Regions from separate parts of the Homo sapiens genome. Here region 1 is linked to region 2. A link is an interaction called in ENCODE POLR2A ChIA-PET data of the cell type or tissue named here. Cell type or tissue: PC-3. All regions are shown on one strand.

Region 1 (5,000 bases), 910 kb before region 2:
GAGGTAGCTCCTATGTCTCAACAGACAGGAGGCTATCCGAGAACCCAGTGGCACTGGGGAAGAAGGGGTGGGGTAACCTCAATATACAATTCCCTACAGAACATAGAAGGCTGGAGAAGAGGTGCTCTCCAATGGCTGCCAGGGTGAGCCCCCAGAGCAGACCCTTATTTAGTGCTCTACAGTGCAGCACGTTCCTGTTAACAGTGAACAAGTGTTTGGAATGCACCCCACTACAGCGTAAGTCATACAGAGTCAATTAAAGGACATTCGGGGGATGACTATTTGGCCTTTTTCCTCTTCCTTCTACTGGGACATGTCTTTTGGCTGCTTCAATGATCAACAGCACCCAAAGCAGAGAATTGGAAAGGAGACCTGAGGCAGATATTCTGATTATGCTAATTCTCAGCAAGGTTGGTAAGAAAAGTAGAAACGCCGAGACATAAACAGTTGGCCAGAAATGAAGTTTCAGAATCACGTATGATTAGTGGTTTTCCTGAACACCCCCAGTTCTGTCACTCAAACACTCAGAGTGCACACAGGCATCAGCACTAATAAAACACTATCTGCCCCTTTCCTATCTCCACTGCTTCCTCCTATTCTAGTCAATTAAAGAGAAACGGGTATTTAAATTTTAAGAAATAAGAAAAGCCTGACCATCGTCATTACTTCCTGATCATGCAGGCAATATTTCCTAAAACACAGTACATGCGAGTCAGTCCTGTGTCTGTCAGGCCAGGAAGGAGACTTAACAAAACTCTCCGTTGTAAATAGCCATAAGTTTTAGACTGTTTACATGAAATGTTGGTCCCCTACTAAAGAAGAAACATGCAAACTACCCTATTAGACTCACAGCATCCTCTGGAAGACCAAGAATAACACTAAGAAATGGATTCAATTTAGGAATAACAACACAACTTACAATATTTAAAGACAAGAAAGAGCAGAGGGCGGAAAGACTGGGGAAGAACTTTTCTTTGCTCCATCCATGTTCATTAATAGGCTGAAGGCACCACCATCTAAGTTTCAACAGTGAAATATCAGAGCAAGTCATAAATCTTAAACCAAAGTCCTCTGAATAATCAATCCACTTTAATTTTTAAGGATATAAAGAATATCTGTGAACCCGCTGCCAAACCAAACTACTCAAACATAACCTAAAGCCTTGCCTATGTGCTAACTTTTTAATATTATAACATAAACATATATAAATAGCATTTTGTTTCACTGCATTTGATTATAAACTTTACAAAACAGGTTCCAATGGGAATTGGGTTTTTTCCAACTCAACATCAAGTTACTAAGATCCATCCGTGGCCTTGCTTATTATATCGCTTGCCTATCCATTTTCATTATTACACAATGGAGTATTTATAATACTACACAACTGATGAATGGTAGGTATTCCACCATGATTCTCATGTCCAAGGGCATCTAAGGCGCTTCTAGTTTATTGCTATCATGAACCATGTTGCAATTCCTCTCTGCAAGTCTCCTGGAAATCATGCACTAGAGTTTCTCTTAGATAATATTTGGGACTGGAAGTGGTAGATATCCTTGGATATGCAAATGTTCAAATTTACAAGTTGAATGGCAAATCAGTTTCCAAAGCAGGTGTCAACTTTTGATTTTGCACCAGTAATGTTACCACTGGAATCTCAAAATGTTTAAAGACCTTCTATAACATGTCACAAGAGAGACCAAGGAACTCTACTAACTCTAATTCAGGAGAAGTCAGAATTTTCAGATGGGATCTCATATTCACAGTAATTCTATGCAGACACCCAGGTTCATGGCTGCCATCCACCTAATTATCACCTCAACCCCAAGACCAACCCCAGTTGGTGCCTTGGTATTTCAGTACCACGCTATTAATAATTTCCCCAAAACTACTAATCGCAAAGGAGGGGTAGGGTGGTGTGGATTGTCGTATGATAGAAGAGAGTACAAGGTTATGGTGCCAGAGAATTTCACATAATACAGAATTGTAATGATCATACAGCATCAGCCATGTATTTGTAATGATATTTCTGTGTTATATGGATGAAATTACGTAGTATTGACCATATCACATAGGGTGTGATAAAAATTAATGCAGAAAGGGGATCTACTGTGCTAATATTTGACTTTCAAAAACATCATTAAAGTGTGGGCACTCTGTGACAGCAGTATAGTAATAATAAATGTTACCTGTTGGAATTTTATTTAAATAAAAGTTAATACACTGGCACTATACCAACCAGAATTAGGTACACACACAGTCTGGCTTGAATGCTTTCCAAGAAGGCTTGGTAATTCCTGAAACACCAACAGTGCTGAACTTTGTAATGCATGTGGCTGGCCCGATAGCTAACATGTCAACAAGGCCACACTGTACAATTATAAAATAATACCAATAATTACAAGAACATAGTAGGGTGACCCGGACTGGGTGATGGTATGCAAACTCGTGAAACTAACTGGGTTGTTAAGGCTACAATTAAAGTAGTTGTTCCAATTCAGAAGCTATCAAAAAAGACAACACTGTAGCCCTCCTTATCCGGATTTTAGATTTCCAAGGTTTCAGTCAGCCATGGTCAACCAAGGTCTGAGAATATTAAATTTAAAAATCCCCAAAATAAACAATTCATAACTTTTAAATTGCACACCATTTTGTGTAGCATGCTGAAACCTTGAACTATCCTGCCCAGGACGTGAATGCTCTGCACTGTACAGTATTTATGTATAAGCAAAAAACACAGTATATACAGGGTTTGGTAATAGCGACAGTTTCAGGCATACACGGAGGGTATTGAAATGTATCACCCATGGATATGGGCGGACTACTGTATTCTACATGAATTTTTTAAATTAAAAAATACTGACTTATTTGATAAACACCTTGCACTAAAAACCTTAGTGGATCATAGTACACATAGCTATGATTAAGAATGATTAAGAAAAATCATAAGACTTCTGCCTCAGTTTCCTCACCTGTTAAACGGAAATAAGGACAACACTGGTGTTGGAGGCATTAATTACACAAGTAAAAGGGTTTGTGCTACACTGTAAACATACAGGGCTACCTACATGTATTCATGGTAATAAAACACTCAAATTTTGGTTCAATATATATTGTTGGCTTTTTGGCTGGAAAAAGAAACACATAATAAAATGTACTTAACATATTTGAAGGTGATCCGGTTAATGAATTTTAAAAGGTGAACACAGAAATAATGCCAAGTCAAACAACATGATCAACCTTTTTCAGAATATTTTGAAAACATTACTCAATAGTATAAAGTAAAATTGAACCAGAATCACAAAAAAGCTGTTTACCTACTTAGGAATAGTGAAGAAAGGAAAACTGTATATTAAAAGCACTGAGGCCACCTGCGGTGGCTCAAGCCTGTAATCCCAGCACTTAGGGAGGCCAAGGCGGGCAGGTCACAAGGTCAGGAGATTAAGACCATCCTGGCCAACATGATGAAACCCTGTCTCTACTAAAGTACAACAAATTAGCCAGGCATGGTGGTGCACACCTGTAGTCCCAGCTACTCGGGAGGCTGAGGCAGGGGAAGCACTTGCACCCAAGAGACAAACACTGCAGTGAGCTGAGATCTCGCCACTGCACTCCAGCCTGGTGACAGAGCTGGGAGCGGTGGCTCATGCCTGTAATCACAGCACTTTGGGAGGCCGATGTGGGCAGATTACCTGAGGTCAGGAGTTCGAGACCAGTCTGACCAACACGAAGAAATCCCATCTCTACTAAAAACACAAAATTAGGCCAAGCATGGTGGCTCACACCTGTAATCCCAGCACTTTGAGAGGCTGAGGCAGGTGGATCACAAGGTCAGGAGATCGAGACCATCCTGGCTAACACGATGAAATCCCATCTCTGCTAAAAATACAAAAACTTAGCCGGGCACAGTGGTGCACGCCTGTAGTCCCAACTACTCAGGACTCCCGGAGGTTGCGGTGAGCTGAGATCATACCACTGCACTCCAGCCTGGGCGACAAGAGCAAAAACTCCGTGCCCCCACCACCCCCCAAAAAAGCATTGAAACAAAGGGCTGATAGGTCAAAACTGAAGAGTGAGTAATCACCTTTTCGAATTTCTGACTCTGACAAAAGTAGTACTCTCATATGCTGCTAGTGTGATTAACTGATAAAATCTTTCAAAAGAGCAACCTGGAAATGGAGGTTAACAAATCTGTAATCCAGTAATTTCTAGAAATTAATACTAACAAACCAATAACAGAAGCAACGATTTGCTTCTAATAATTAGTTTGTTGGTTAATACAACAAATTAATGACAGAAGCAAAAATTTCTATGTAGCTTGTTTTAATTATTTTGTCGCTTCTTTGACTGGTTTAAATTCTATGTCCATTTCCAAAAAAAAAAAAAAAGGAATTATTCTACGTCGGTTTCCTGGGCCATGCAATAGACCGATTAGCAATGCTTTGGTTCTGAATTACTGCATGAAGCCGCTGGGGTAGCTGGGTTGAGTCCTGCATGTGTGGCAGCTGACACATTCTCTCCACTACTTGACCCTTGGAGCTTTGAGGCCTTTGCACATGCTGTTCCCTTTTCTGACTATTCTCTCCTCTGCCTAGAGAGCACCTGCTCCTCTTTCCATTTGACAGGTGTTATTCCAGTACAATTTCAAAACATACAAAGGTAACATTTACCAAACTGTCAGGTTTCTTCAAGAAGAAGATTTAGTCTTGTTCATCTTTTGTTTTGCTTTGAGACAGGGTCTTGCTCTGTGTCCCACGCTGCAGTCAAGTAGCGCAATCTAGGTTCACTACAGCGTCGACCTTCCGGGCTCAACCAATCCTCCCACCTCAACCTCCCAAGTAGCTGTACTACAGGTAGGCGCCACCACACCCAGCTAATTTTTTATATTTTTTGTGAAGATGGTGTTTCGCCAAGCTGCCCAGGCCTGAAGCGATCCTCCCGAGGCACCCCAGCCGCACAAAGTGCTGGGATTATGAGCATGAGCCACTGCATTCGCCTTGCT
Region 2 (5,000 bases):
TTTTTACAGAACCAACAGGTTTGTATGCCCGCTGCCCAGTAACGGACCCATTACACTGAGACAGTAGGGTTTGCAGCAGAGAAAGAGTTTAATGATTGCAGGGCATTGTGTGAGGAGATGGGAGGAGACCTCCAAATCTGTCTTCCTGAGGAGTTCTGGGCTGGGGCTTTTAAGGGGACTGTGGAAGGTGAAGGGTTTGAAAACTGAGGTTGTTGGTTGGTTGGGGCAGGGAGGAAGAAATCATGGAGCTGTGGAAGCTGCATCCATTGGTGAGTTAGCTCCTTGTGGGCCCTTCAGACCAGTTGAGTCAGTTGTTACATCAGTTTGCAGGACCTGAAGGAATATCTCAAAGGGAAAACTTAACGTTTCATGATGTTCAAGTTGTTATCTAAAGAGCTGTTCAGGAGAACTGTCGTCTAAGGTCTATATGATTCTAGGACCATAGGTACCAAACAGCTTTGAGGAAGCAGGGCAGAGAGTAAGCTCACTTAATGATTAATGTGGAACGTGCTGCAAGCTTAGTTTATTTTTGTTTCTCCCTCCCTTCTTCTCTAACTAATTTTATAAAGTTTATAGGGGCAGTTTCACCTTGCTCTTTCCAAACACACCATATAATACACAAGCAATAAATGTCATGCTACACACGGTCTTAGTTTCTTTAGTTTCAGAAGATCCAGAAGAAGACTTGCTGCCTGAAGATTCTTCTCTACAGAACCCAGCTCTTTGTGAGAGGCTGGCTGTGCAGCAGAAGGAAGCCCATGAGATTCAGAACCTAGGCTCGGCCAGGAGTCTTGCCAGGAAGAGGCAAGAGAGGAGAGGCCTCTTCCTGGTGGTGGCTGCTGAGTAGCAGAATTGTAGATTTTGTTTGATTGTAAAAAATAAAAAGTATTACAGAGAAATGCAATCATCAGCAAATTAAGGTTGGAGCAACAATGACAAACATTTTAAACACACACACACACACACACACACACACACACACACACACACACACACACACAGCTTTTCTTAGTGCCTGATGTTCTTCCTGCTTTCACCCTGTTCCTTGCTCCAGAACCGCCATTTTCTGAGCTCTCAGCAGTAAACTTAATAAAGATTGATATCAATGACAAATTCTGTCAACTTCCATGCTGCAAAACTTAGTCACTGTGCAAAATGGACCAAGGAAAATAAATAACCCGAGGAATGATGGAGTGTGTAAATATTGATGTGGATGCTGGGCACAGGGAAGTTGGATGAAGCAAAACAGAGCTTAGTGATGGCTCGTTCCCGCACCCTGGTTGAATGCAGAAAGGTCTTTTCATGGTGATTTTAATCCCCTGGCATTATTTTCTGGGGGGGAGTGTATGTTGTAGGTGAAACTGTAAATTCTTAGATTCAAAAAAACCATTCTAGAAAGGGCATATTTTTTAATATGCCCTTCAATAAAAACTTACTGTTACAAAAATAGTGCTTTATATAGAAAAATATAAAAATGCATATAGGAAAAATAGAATAATAAAGAATACCCATAATTCTGCCACTCAAAATACTATACTAGTGGTGAGCATTTTCCAGACCTTTTTCCATGCCTACGTACACATTTCCTCATTCCTAAGATGCAAATTTTCCAAAGTTTGGTATTTTGGGAATCAGTTTAAATATGTGAGTGCATACAATATGACAGTATTTCCTTTCATCTGAAAAAACTGTTATTAAGTTAATAGTGTTTCATACAAATAATGACATTTTAAAATTAAGGAAATATGTGGGTGTTACATATTTGTAAAAATATTATATTGTACATACAATGTTTTCCATTTTTACTGTGATAAAGTGTACATAAATGGCAATATACATAATAGTAAACATAAATTTTGCCATTTGTTTTTTTTTTTTGTTTTTTTTTTTTGAGACAGGATCTTGCTGTCATCCAGTTTGGAGTGCAGTGGCATGATCTCAGCTCACTGCAGCTTTGACCTCCCAGGCTCAAACGATTCATCCACCTCAGCCTCCCGAGTAGCTGGGACTACAGGCATATGCCCCCACACCAGACTAGTTTTTGTATTTTTGGTAGAGATGGGGTTTCGCCATGTTGCCCAGGCTGGTCTCAAACTCCTGGACTCAAGCAATCCGCCTGCCTTGGCTTCCCAGAGTGCTGGGATTACAGGCATGAGCCACCATGCCCCGCCCATTTTAACAATTTTTAAGTGTACAATTCAGTGGCATTAAGTACCTTCACAATGTCATGTAACCATCACCACTGTCTATTTCTAGAAGTTTTTCATCATCCCAAACAGAAACTCTCTGCCCATTAAACAACAAGTTCCCATTCTTCTCTCCCTCCAACTCTTGGTAACTTCTATTCTACTTTTGTCTCTATGAATTGAATAGTTGCTCATATAAGTGGAATTATACAATATGTGTCTTTTTGTGTCTAGCTTATTTCACTCAGCATAATGTTTTCAAGGTTAATCCATGTTGTAACATGTAGCAGAATTCCATTCCTTTTTTTAAGCTAATGTGTCACATTTTGTTTATTCAATCATTTGTTGATGGACACTTGAGTTGTTTACACCTTTCAGCTGTTCTGAATACTGCTGCTATAAATACTGGTGTATAAGTATCACTTTGAGGCCCTGCTTTCAGTTCTTTTGCGTATATACCTAGAAGCGGAATTGCTGGATCCAGTGGTGATTGTATGTTTAACTTTTTGAGGAACTGCCATACTTTTTCCACGTGGCTGCCTTATTTTACATTCTCATCAGCAATGCACAAGGGTTCCAATCTCTCTGCAGTCTCAACAGTGCTTGTTATTTTCCCTGTTTAATAGTAGCCATTCTACTGAATGTGAAGTGTCTGTGCCTACTATATGGAACCTGCTTCTCCCGGTTAATGACATATCCTGAATATCTTTCCATGTCAGGTAATAGTCTTCTACAATCCATATGAATTGCCATTTTAAAGGCGGTGTATTATTTAGCTGTATGTACGAACATGCATACTTTCCAAAATAATCCTCTATTGTTAAATATTTAGATTGCTCCCAGTTTTTTTCCTATTGAAAATGATGATGAAATAAATACTTTATGGCTATTTTTTGCACACATTCTTAGTTACTTCAATGGGAATACATTTACAGATATGATACTGTTGAATCAGACAGGAATGCGTGAGGCTTTTAATTCATAATTCTAAATTGCCTCCACTTAGTCTGAAATGGAAAAAGTCAAGAGTCCTTCACTGAAGAACCACCCACACCACCACTGCCAACCCCAAAGATTTAACTGGAAAATATTTACACTTATGAGAAAAGGAGAAACTGGTGTGAGAATTTGGTCAATAATATAAAAATTGTATCAGTCAGCTCTTTTGCCAGATGGCTTGACAGTTCTGGAAAGATGAAATTCTTTCTAATTTTCATCTTGGATCTGGGCGAAAACTTTTTTTCAGAGAAGTATGATTACTTTCTTTCTAACCTGATTTCTGTATATCTCATCTGCCATTCTTGCCCGGGATGTGATAGGAAAATGAAAAGAAAATAGAGTAACAGCAGACATTTGAGCCAAAGAGCTCCTCTAGCAGTTACTTGTACTTGAAATTCTAGAGAATTTCTATGCAATGTCTATAGAAAAAAATAAAAAGAAATTTTCAATTGGTATGTCTAAATTAGTGCACATAACGTGCCAAATCTCTGCAGTAGAAATTCTCTGGAGAGTTTTCTTCTCTCTGAGAAACTGGGTGATTTTACCAAAAGCATCCTATTTCATCCCTCATTGCTTGTTAGGGCAGATGCTGCAGCACTGACCTGGCAGCAGGTATGTGAACAGCCATCCTAGGTAATTAGAATGACCTGCTCTAGCTAAGTCACCTCAGTAACAACCATGGCCTAATCATGTGGCCCCCAAATCAGTGCCTCTCAGACTTAGTTGTACATCAGAATCACTGAGGGCTGTGAAAACACAGATTGCTGGGCCCCACACCAAGAGGTTCTGATGCAGTAGGAGTGGGGAGGGCCTGAGAACCTGCATTTCTAACAACTTTCAAGGTGCTGCTGGTTAAGGGGCTGCACTATGAGAACCACTGCCTTCCTTGAGAACACCTTGCACCCTCCTCCCTCCGAATAGCTTTGGATGATTATTTAGGTGAGGGATTAAGAGAAAGGAAGCTAAAAGATAAACACAACAACTACATAAATTGTGATAATCATGATAAAAAGCTCGCCATACTAGTGTCACAGGATCATTTGGGGTGTCACAGAGGCCGGAAACCTCTGTGGCTGGTGGCACCTGTGCCTGAGTTTTGCTCAGGCCCACTGGGTTTGTTCTGCCCACTCATCCTGGCAGACTGCGTTCGGCTCATGATACTGGCCTGGACCCCATGCCTGCCAAGGGAGACTGCGTGGAGTGGCAAGGGGTGTGTGAGCAAGTGTGGGGTCTGGCCACTGTGCAGTCAGACATGCCAGCTACTGCAGCAGGGCAGGCAGCTCCAGGTGCCAGCATGGGTGGCGGCTCTCTGTGAAGCTGCAGCTGGACCAGGTGCATCACAAGCAGCTTCCACAGTTGGCAGCTGGGAATACAGTGGCACCCAGAAGCTTGGAGATGCCAGGAACTGTGGGGCCCCAAAGAGGAAGTCTAGCCCTGGCTTAGGCAGCTCCCAGGTCTGGGGTCCCTGAAGGGCCCTAGTTCTTCTTTTTTTCTCTTTGCCCACAATGTGACAAGCAAGGTGCATGTCTCAGCCCTGTTGGTGTTGCAGCTTTTTTAGCCTCACTATTTGGCGGGTTCCAAGTTCTTGTCCTGAGACCAGGAAGAATAAGGTATGCAGACAATTGGAGGGTGAGCGAGATGAAGAGGAGCTTTATTGAGTGATAGAACAGCTCAGAGGAAACCCGCACTGGGTAGCTCCTTTCCACAGCCAGGGTGTCCCAGTGAGTGTTCAGCTCCTAGCAGAGAGGGTAGCTCCTCTCTGCTAGGCAAGTCATCCTGACAAATGTTTAGCTATCAGCAGAGAGGGTAGCTCCT

What was found. Peaks named below come from ENCODE experiments on the same cell type or tissue, not always from the same donor. Only the 100,000 strongest peaks of a DNase experiment are listed, where the experiment ranks them.
Region 1: POLR2A ChIA-PET joins it to region 2 with 9 read pairs; 2 of 35 experiments call an interaction of 5 or more read pairs at or near these places.

What each region holds. Positions count from the first base shown.
Region 1 is chr6:15,394,326-15,399,325 of GRCh38, reverse strand. All of the region lies in intron 2 of JARID2 (jumonji and AT-rich interaction domain containing 2), which reads right to left. Among named protein-coding and RNA genes, the nearest start is that of JARID2-AS1, 150 kb to the right of the region's middle. In PC-3, no CTCF peak of the experiment used is centred here; no DNase peak of the experiment used is centred here.
Region 2 is chr6:14,487,992-14,492,991 of GRCh38, reverse strand. All of the region lies in intron 1 of LOC101928331 (a long non-coding RNA gene), which reads right to left. Among named protein-coding and RNA genes, the nearest start is that of LINC01108, 210 kb to the right of the region's middle. In PC-3, no CTCF peak of the experiment used is centred here; no DNase peak of the experiment used is centred here; H3K27ac peaks cover 464 bases.